Linked DNA regions of Homo sapiens: region 1 is linked to region 2. A link is an interaction called in ENCODE POLR2A ChIA-PET data of the cell type or tissue named here. Cell type or tissue: PC-9. All regions are shown on one strand. Region 1 has its middle 4.8 kb from the start of MUC8. Region 2 has its middle 53 kb from the start of GALNT9.

Region 1 (5,000 bases), 96 kb after region 2:
ACATTCACCCCATGACACCTGGCCTGTTGGAAACAACCCAGCCCTGAGCTGCCCTCAGTGCTTCCGGCCCCTCATGGGATGCAGCTTCCCCACCAGCCCCCAGGCTGGGCTGCACCCCTCCTACCACCGGCCCCTAGGCTGAGCTACACCCCTCCCAACGCTGACCCGGCCGCACCTTCCTCCTCCCTCCAGGTGGCTCCCGGCTCCACTGGCCTCCCCAGCTCTGGGCCTCTCTGCAGGGCCCCCTCACCCCGAGTGCCTCCTCCAGGGGAAGCCCTGGAACGCACAGATCAGATCGGCTCCTACCCCTGAGCTTCCCTCCCCAGCCCTGCTGCAGCTGCTGCGGTTTGCTTGGGTGGGGCCTGTGCCCCGGGTCAGCGTCCACCCCCTGCACGCCGCAGAGGTTCTCCAAGTCCCTGCAGAACCAAGGGCCAATTTGCAGCCTGACCACACTGCAGCTGTCACACAGCCTGGTGGAGCAGTGACGTTTGGGCTGATTGTGGTGGCTCCTCCCAGGTTGGGAGCCTCAAAGTGCCCTCCCATCCCCCACCCCTCCCCCACCACAGCTGAGGCACTAGGAGGTCCTCCCCAATCATGATCACCAAGATGCATCCCCAACTGTCCTCTCACCCCACCTGCATCTCTCTCCCCTGCCTCCTCAGTGGGCTAGCCTGGGCTCCTCCCAGGATCAGTGGGCTAGCCTGGGTGTGTCCTCTTGGGATCAGTGGGCTAGCCTGGGTGTGTCCTCTTGGGATCAGTGGGCTAGCCTGGGTGTGTCCTTTTGGGGCCAGTGGACTAGCCTGGGCGCATCCTCCTGGGATCAGTGTCTGGAGTTGGGCTCGTGATAGGTTCACAATCACTTCCATCCCTTCTGTGAAGCACCACAGCTGGCCAGACCCTGAGGTAGGGGTGAGAGAGGCCGAGGTGGGGGTGAGAGAGGCCGCCACCCCCAGCACTCTCCTGCCCCACAGCCTGAGGATCTGCCTGGGCCGTGCACCTCGGGGGCCCTGGGCTCCATCCACTACATGTGGTGCTCAGCCGGGGGCTGATTCTTGAGCTCTGGCCCTGGGGATTCCCCTTCTGGATACACCTTTTCCTCTTTCCTGACTGCACAACCCCACACAAGTCAGGGCATTCTGAATTGTGACAGAAAAGGCAACAAAAGTGGTTGAAGCCAAGGGAGAAATTAGTGACTCACATAACCAGGACGTCCTGGAGTGGGTGGCTTCAGGTCTAGCTGGATCCAGGGGCTCAAAGGACGTCATGGGGGCCTTGCTTCTGTCTCCCTCTCACCTTCACTCTTGGAGTCAGCTCCACTCTCAGACCAGCTCACCCTTCCCGCACGATGCCCACAGGGGCCTGGTTTCTATCCTCCCAGGAAACATTCTCCCCAGGAGCCTCCAGGAGGAACCTCCTGGCCCACACCTTGATCTGGGCCTCATGAGCACCGTCCAGAGGCCACCCCCCTCGAGGTATCCCACGCACCAGGCCGCCCCCCTCGAGGTATCCCACGCACCAGGCCGCCCCCCTCGAGGTATCCCACGCACCAGGCCGCCCCCCTCGCGGTATCCCACACACCAGGTTCTCTGCTGGGAACCGTTTTCTTCACGCCACTCATGTGAGCAGCTCCCTGTGCACCAGGTGATGTTCCAGCCGCGGGGGTCAGCAGTGAAGGGACAGTGTCCCCGGGGCTCACGGTGTAGTGCAGGCAGCACTACACCAGTGAGAGCCACCATCGGTCTTGTGGGCACCAGCGTGGGGCAAGGTGACCTGATGCCACCCTGAGGAGCCCTGCCATGCCCCTCCGAGAAGGCATGAGTGGAAGCTGCCAGCAAGGAGAGAACACAGGCAGAGGCCCCGAGGCAGAAGCCGCTCTGAGGCGGGGATGCAGGGTGGGCAGGGGTGGAGAGAGTGCCCAGAGTTGGTGGGGGGGGGGGTGTCCCAGGACTCAGGCCGCACTGGGAGTTGGCATGTGCTTCTGAGGATGCCCGTCTATCTGTGCAGGCCACGGGGCACCATCCAGCCCGGCAGGAGCAATGCTCTCAGAAGGGAACCTGCGTTGTATGACTCACAACCTCCCAGACCTGCCTTAGGAATGAAATTCAGACCTCCAAACTGACGAGGCCACAGGAGGCTGGAGTGGGCCAGAGTGGACTGTAGGAGGCAGGAGTGAGCCGCAGGGGGCAAGAGTGGGCCGCAGGAGGCCGGAGTGGACCACAGGAGGCTGGAGTGGGCCAGAGTGGGCCGCAGGAGGCCGGAGTGGACCCTTCCTTGTGTCGCCTGCACGGCGGGCTGCTCTTCTCACTTACGCTCCTGATGCAGGGATTGCAGCCGCCTGTCGCTGGAACACCATCTCCCTTCCTGCAGCTGCCGTAATGAACCACCACACACTGGGCTGTTTAAAACCACACACTTACCTTCTCATAGCCTGAAGTCCCAGAGGGGCTCCTGGGGCTGACGTGGAGGTGTGGGCAGGCCGGGTTCCTCTGCAGGCTGTGGGAGGGTCCCACCCTTGAATCTTCCAGCGTCCGGAGGGTGCCGAGCCTCCCACAAGGACGCTTGTGAACACATCCAGGGCCGCCTGGACCATGCAGGGCTCCGTCACCATCTCAAGATCTTCAGCTCAACCATATCCACCAAGTCTCCTCACCACGGAAGGTGCTACATCCCAGGCTCCTGGGACCGGGCATGGAGCTCCCGGAGCCCAAGGCTGGTCCCCACGGCCTCAGCATCCTCCCTCAATGCCCTGAACAGGCTGGTGAGGGTTCAGGCCTGCACCTCCGGCTGTGGCTCTCAGCTCTGCCTCACTTCCCAAACAGCCAGGAACAAGTCCTGTTGGAAACACTCCCCTACTGCCCTCCAAGTGAGCCCCCATGCTGGTCAGGTACAGGCCACCCCTGCCTCTCCCTGGGCCCTGTAGCAGCCTCCTTGGCCCCTCAGCACTTCTACTCTTGGCCCCTGGCCCACGGTCTACAGTGCTGTGCAGGAACCCTCCTAACTACAAGTCAGATGTCGGCACTCTCGCCCCAAACTCAGACTGGAGAAATGGGGAGGAAAGGGCTCCAAGGGCCGTCCTGGGAGGATGTGTGGGCTGCACACCATGACGCTGGGAAGTGCATGGGGGGAATAGGGAGGTGGGGAGCTCAGCTTGGCCCCTCGCCTCACCCCTGACCTTGCCAGAGGATTGAGCTCTGCAGATGCAGCCCCCCCAGGGTCGCAGGTGGCCCTCACAGCCCACCCCTCCAGGGTCACGGGCGGCCTCACAGAGCCTCTGGGAGAGCCACAGGGATGCCTGGGCTGCCGCGGCACCACCACCTCACGCACCCCAGAACACACGCCCGTATCTTGGTGCGCTCCAAAGCTCACACTTGCTGAAAAAATAAGGTTCCGAGTGTGGCGGCAGGGGGCCACCTTCCAGACCTTTCTCCGCACTTTCGGACACTCCCAGGGACCCTCGGGAAAGGCATAGCACCGTCCCACGGGGCTCCTCCCGCTCACACGAGCGGCTGCACCCCTCCTGCCGTATGGCCTCTTCCCTCCGCGACGTCACCTCCAGAGCAACCTCGTGCCTTAGCCGCAGCAGCGTTTGCGCTCAAGGATGCCGCCGCAGCGAGCCTTTTCCGTAACAAAGGCCACGGGGACTGTTTCTAATGTTCTATCGCAGATGGGGCTCTGGGGCAGCTGCTCTCCTCCAGGGTTTCTAATGAAACTCCCGGCTCTCAGCCGGGACTGTCCCCTGTGTCCTCCAGGAAAGACACTGGCTTCAGGGCCCGTTCCCACCGGAGCTGCTGCATCCGACACGCTGGTCGGCTTCTGTGGGTTAAGTTTGGGTTTGTGGGATCTTCGAAGGACTGATTATGCATTCAGGAAAGAGAAACTTCCAGACTGTCCACGAGGCCCCAGGCCCCTGTCATTTCCTCCTGGCAGCACCCCAACCCTGGGGCACGGTGCATGAGCGGGCCGGCCGTCCACACCCTGTGTGCCCCAGGCTTCCCTGCAGCTGGGCTTCCAGGTGGCCCTGCCAACTGGAAGGGAAGCTGTTCGGCCTCCACACCAGTGAGGCTGCACCCCTAGGGACCCAGCGGCCCCCTCCCATCAGCAGCCCTGGCCCCTGTGCACTGTGGGCCTCCCTGAGGCTGTCCTGCTGGGCTCTCATCTGTGTGGGGTAGAAGCTCCCCTTCTTGGGAGCACCCTGTGGTCGTTTCCCAGGCTCCATAGCAAAGTGCAGTGGAAGGCTGGGTGCAGTGGCTCACGCCTGTAATCCTAACAATTTGAGAGGCCGAGGCGGGTGGATCACTTGACATCAGGAGTTCAAGACCAGCCTGACCAACATGGTGAAACCCTGTCTCTACTAAAAATACAAAAATTAACCAGGTATAGTGGTGAGCACCTGTAAACCCAGCTACTTGGGAGGCTGAGGCAGGAGAATCGCTTGAACCCAGGAGGCAGAGATGGTGGTGAGCTGAGATCGCGACACTGCACTCCAGCCTGAGCAACAGAGTAAGACGCCGTCAAAAAGAAAAAAAAAGTACAGCTTAAAGCACAGAAATGTCTTCCCTTGAGATTTAGAGACCTGATGTCCAGAACCAGTGTTATTGGAGCCACGCTGCCTCAGGAGGCTCCAGGGGAGGACCCGTGTCTCTTCCTGTTCCTGGTGGTGTTGGCCTTCCCGCCTGTGTGGTTGCGTCGCTGCAGCCTCTGCTCCCGTCCCCACACACCGTCTCCCCTAGGCCTGTGTGTCTTTTCACAAGGGGGCCAGTGTTTGGATGTAGAGACCAGCCAAATCTGGGAACTTCATTTTAACATTTGCAATTACATCTGCAAAGACCCAATTTCCAAATAGTGTTACATTCTGGGGTTCTGGGGGTTGGGACTCCAGTGAGTGATACTGAGGACACACGGTAACCCATAACACAGCCTCCTCACTTCCTTCACCTCCAGCACAACTGTGTTAGTCAGGGGTCTCCAGAGAGACAGAGCCAACATGACACAGAGAGAGA
Region 2 (5,000 bases):
ACTGAAAATCAAATATTGCCAAAGGAGAAAAGCTTGAAATAAGCAGAGTAAATGTAGATGAAAAAGACGACTGAGAGAGAAGCTAATCAATGTAAGGAAAATGGGTTTCCCTGAAGTCAACAGCCAGAAAGTGGAAGATTTAGTGTATCCAAAGACAAATTTCTCTAAAATAATAATAATAATAAACACATTGGACTACCAGATCTGAAGAGGGTATTGTTTTCCAGAACATGTTGAAAGAAAACACCCAACCCTGAATGGATGTTAGTTCAGCCCCTGAACCCTGAAGGTAAAGAAAACTCTTTATGCAACAAAAAGGAAAACATTAACAAGAAAAAATGAGCCACGCTGGCCTCAGATGTTCCCATCAATCTTTGGAGCCAAAAGACACATGAAAACCGCTGTTGGGTATGGAGGGAACAGCTGCAGGGCCACAGAAGACATACCCAGCTAAGGCTGCACCCGGCACACAGGAGACAGAAAACATACTCAGCTAAGGCAGCACCCAATACACACAAGACAGAACACATACTCAGCTAAGACAGAACCTGGTGCAAAGAAGACAGAAGAGATACCAGCTAAGGCAGCACCCAATACACAGAAGAAAGAAGACATACTCAGCTGAGGCAGCACCTGCTACACAGAAGACAGAAGAGATACTCAGCTAAGGTAGCACCTGGTACACAGAAGACAGAAGACATACTCAGCTAAGGCAGCACCCGATACACAGAAGAAAGAAGACGTACTCAGCTAAGGCTGCACCGGATACACAGAAGACAGAAGACATACTTAGGTAAGGCTGCACCTGGTACACAGAAGACAGAAGACATACTCAGCTAAGGCAGCACCCGATACACAGAAGAAAGAAGACATACTCAGCTAAGGCTGCACCTGGGACACAGAAGACAGAAGACATACTCACCTAAGGCTGCACCTGATACACAGAAGACAGAAGACATACTCAGCTAAGGCAGCACCCGATACACAGAAGAAAGAAGACGTACTCAGCTAAGGCAGCACCCAATACACAGAAGACAGAAGACATACTCAGCTGAGGCAGCACCTGGTGCACAGAAGACAGAAGAGATACTCAGCTAAGGCTGCACCCGATACACAGAAGACAGAAGACATACTCAGCTAAGGCAGCACCTGGTACACAGAAGACAGAAGACATACTCAGCTAAGGCAGCACCTGGTACACAGAAGACAGAAGAGATACGAGCTAAGGCTGCACCCGATACACAGAAGACAGAAGACATACTCAGCTAAGGCAGCACCCGGTACACAGAAGAGAGAAGAGATACTCAGCTAAGGCACCACCCGATACACAGAAGACAGAACACATAGTCAGCTAAGGCAGCACCCGATACACAGAAGACAGAAGACATACGCAACTAAGACTGCACCTGGCACACAGCAGACAGAAGCCATACTCAGCTAAGGCAGCACCCAGTACAAAGGACACAGAAGACGTACTCAGCTACGGCTGCACCTGGTGTACAGAAGACAGAAGACATACTCAGCTAAGGCTGCACCCGGTACACAGGAGACAGAAGACGTACTCAGCTACGGCTGCACCTGGTGCACAGAAGACAGAAGACATACTCAGCTGAGGCAGCACCCGGTACACAGAAGACAGAAGACATACTCAGCTAAGGCAGCACCCGATACACAGAAGACAGAAGACATACTCAGCTAAGGCAGCACCTGCTACACAGAAGACAGAAGACATACTCAGCTAAGGCAGCACCCGATACACAGAAGACAGAAGACATACTCAGCTAAGGCAGCACCCGATACACAGAAGACAGAAGACATACTCAGCTAAGACAGCACCTGGTACACAGCAGACAGAAGACATACTTAGCTAAGGCAGCACCTGGTACACAGAACAAAGAAGACATACTCAGCTAAGGCAGTACCCGGTACACAGAAGACAGAAGACATACTCAGCTAAGGCAGCACCCGATACACAGAAGACAGAAGACATACTCAGCTAAGGCAGCACCCAGTACACAGAAGACAGAAGACATACTCAGCTAAGGCTGCACCCGATACAGAGAAGACAGAAGACATACTCAGCTAAGGCAGCACCCAATATACAGTAGACAGAAGACATACTCAGCTAAGGCTGCACCCGATACACAGAGGACAGAAGACCTACTCAGCTAAGGCAGCACCCGGTACACAGAAGACAGAAGAGATACTCACCTAAGGCTGCACCTGATACACAGAAGACAGAAGACATACTCAGCTAAGGCTGCACCCGATACACAGAAGAAAGAAGACGTACTCAGCTAACGCAGCACCCGATACACAGAAGACAGAAGAGATACTCAGCTAAGGCAGCACCCGATACACAGAAGAAAGAAGACATACTCAGCTGAGGCAGCACCTGGTGCACAGAAGACAGAAGAGATACTCAGCTAAGGCTGCACCCGATACACAGAAGACAGAAGACATACTCAGCTGAGGCAGCACCTGGTGCACAGAAGACAGAAGAGATACTCAGCTAAGGCTGCACCCGATACACAGAAGACAGAAGACATACTCAGCTAAGCCTGCACCCCATACACAGCAGACAGAAGACATACTCAGCTAAGGCAGCACCTGGTACACAGAAGACAGAAGACATACTCAGCTAAGGCAGCACCTGGTACACAGAAGACAGAAGACATACTCAGCTAAGGCAGTACCTGATACACAGAAGACAGAAGACATACTCAGCTAAGGCAGCACCCGGTACACAGAAGACAGAAGACATACTCAGCTAAGGCAGCACCTGGTACACATGAGACAGAAGACATACTCAGCTAAGGCTGCATCCGATACGCAGAAGACAGAAGACATACTCAGCTAAGGCAGCACCCGATACACAGAAGACAGAAGACATACTCAGCTAAGGCAGCACCCGATACACAGAAGACAGAAGACATACTCAGCTAAGGCAGCACCCGGTACACAGAAGACAGAAGACATACTTAGCTAAGGCAGCACCTGGTACACATGAGACAGAAGACATACTCAGCTAAGGCAGCACCCGGTACACAGAAGACAGAAGACATACTCAGCTAAGGCAGCACCTGGTACACATGAGACAGAAGACATACTCAGCTAAGGCAGCACCCGATACACAGAAGACAGAAGACGTACTCAGCTAAGGCAGCACCTGATACACAGAAGACAGAAGACATACTCAGGCAAGGCAGCACCCGATACACAGAAGACAGAAGACATATTCAGCTGAGGCTGCACCTGATACGCAGAAGACAGAAGACATACTCAGGTAAGGCTGCACCCGATACACAGCAGACAGAAGACATACTCAGCTAAGGCTGCACCCGATACACAGAAGACATACTCAGCTAAGGCAGCACCTGATACACAGAAGACAGAAGACATACTCAGCTAAGGCAGCACCTGGTACACAGAAGACAGAAGACATACTCAGCTAAGGCTGCACTTGGTACACAGAAGACAGAATACATACTGAGCTAGGGCTGCATCCGATACACAGAAGACAGAAGACATACTCAGCTAAGGCAGCACCTGATACACAGAAGACAGAAGACATACTCAGCTAAGGCAGCACCTGATACACAGAAGACAGAAGACATAGTCAGCTAAGGCAGCACCTGATACACAGAAGACAGAAGACATACTCAGCTAAGGCTGCACCCGATACACAGAAGACATACTCAGCTAAGGCAGCACCTGCTACCCAGAAGACAGAAGACATACTCAGCTAAGGCAGCACCTGGTACACAGAAGACAGAAGACATACTCAGCTAAGGCTGCACTTGGTACACAGAAGACAGAATACATACTGAGCTAGGGCTGCATCCGATACACAGAAGACAGAAGACATACTCAGCTAAGGCAGCACCTGATACACAGAAGACAGAAGACATACTCAGCTAAGGCAGCACCCGGTACACAGAAGACAGAAGACATACTCAGCTAAGGCAGCACCTGGTACACATGAGACAGAAGACATACTCAGCTAAGGCTGCATCCGATACGCAGAAGACAGAAGACATACTCAGCTAAGGCAGCACCCGATACACAGAAGACAGAAGACATACTCAGCTAAGGCAGCACCCGATACACAGAAGACAGAAGACATACTCAGCTAAGGCAGCACCCGGTACACAGAAGACAGAAGACATACTTAGCTAAGGCTGCACCCGATACACAGAAGACATACTCAGCTAAGGCAGCACCTGCTACCCAGAAGACAGAAGACATACTCAGCTAAGGCAGCACCTGGTACACAGAAGACAGAAGACATACTCAGCTAAGGCTGCACTTGGTACACAGAAGACAGAATACATACTGAGCTAAGGCTGCATCCGATACACAGAAGACAGAAGACATACTCAGCTAAGGCAGCACCTGGTACACAGAAGACAGAAGACATACTCAGCTAAGGTAGCACCCGATACACAGAAGACAGAAGACATACTCAGCTAAGGCAGCACCTGGTACACAGAAGACAGAAGACATACTCAGCTAAGGCAGCACCTGGTACACAGAAGACAGAAGACATACTCAGCTAAGGCAGCACCTGGTGCACAGGCAGAGGTGCTCACCCTCCAGCACGAAGGAACGTCAGCGCACAAGAGCCCTTCCTGAAAACACAGATTCCAGCCGGCAAAGCAATCCAGAGTGGATTCCGACTTCAGGAATAGAGAAGTGGCGGCCACTGTGTTTACTGGGAGCACCGGGTGGTGGAAAGACGGCCCATACCCAGTGGCGTAGGAATTATCGTCACAGAGTGCAAACCCACGTTGCAAAGCAAGACATTCTAAAAGGAAGGATTTAACCAACAACCGTCAGAACGTGGGAGGAAAAGAGACAGGCGGAAGAATCAACACACGAATTCTTCACGTTTTACAGCCATGTCTAAAAGTGTCATATATCCTTAAAAGATGACTCGCAGCTTGCAACGCTTTGTAAACTTTTTACAACAGCCTTAGAGAGTGCTCTCAGAAATAAGT

Evidence for each region. Peaks named below come from ENCODE experiments on the same cell type or tissue, not always from the same donor. Only the 100,000 strongest peaks of a DNase experiment are listed, where the experiment ranks them.
Region 1: POLR2A ChIA-PET joins it to region 2 with 6 read pairs; 3 of 35 experiments call an interaction of 5 or more read pairs at or near these places.

The regions. Positions count from the first base shown.
Region 1 is chr12:132,476,883-132,481,882 of GRCh38, forward strand. No RefSeq gene overlaps it. Among named protein-coding and RNA genes, the nearest start is that of MUC8, 4.8 kb to the left of the region's middle. RefSeq lists enhancers at 2,785-3,286, 3,287-3,786. In PC-9, CTCF peaks have their summits at 2,155 and 2,355; a DNase peak (open chromatin) is centred at 2,078; H3K27me3 peaks cover 5,000 bases.
Region 2 is chr12:132,380,453-132,385,452 of GRCh38, forward strand. No RefSeq gene overlaps it. Among named protein-coding and RNA genes, the nearest start is that of GALNT9, 53 kb to the left of the region's middle. In PC-9, no CTCF peak of the experiment used is centred here; no DNase peak of the experiment used is centred here; H3K27me3 peaks cover 4,159 bases.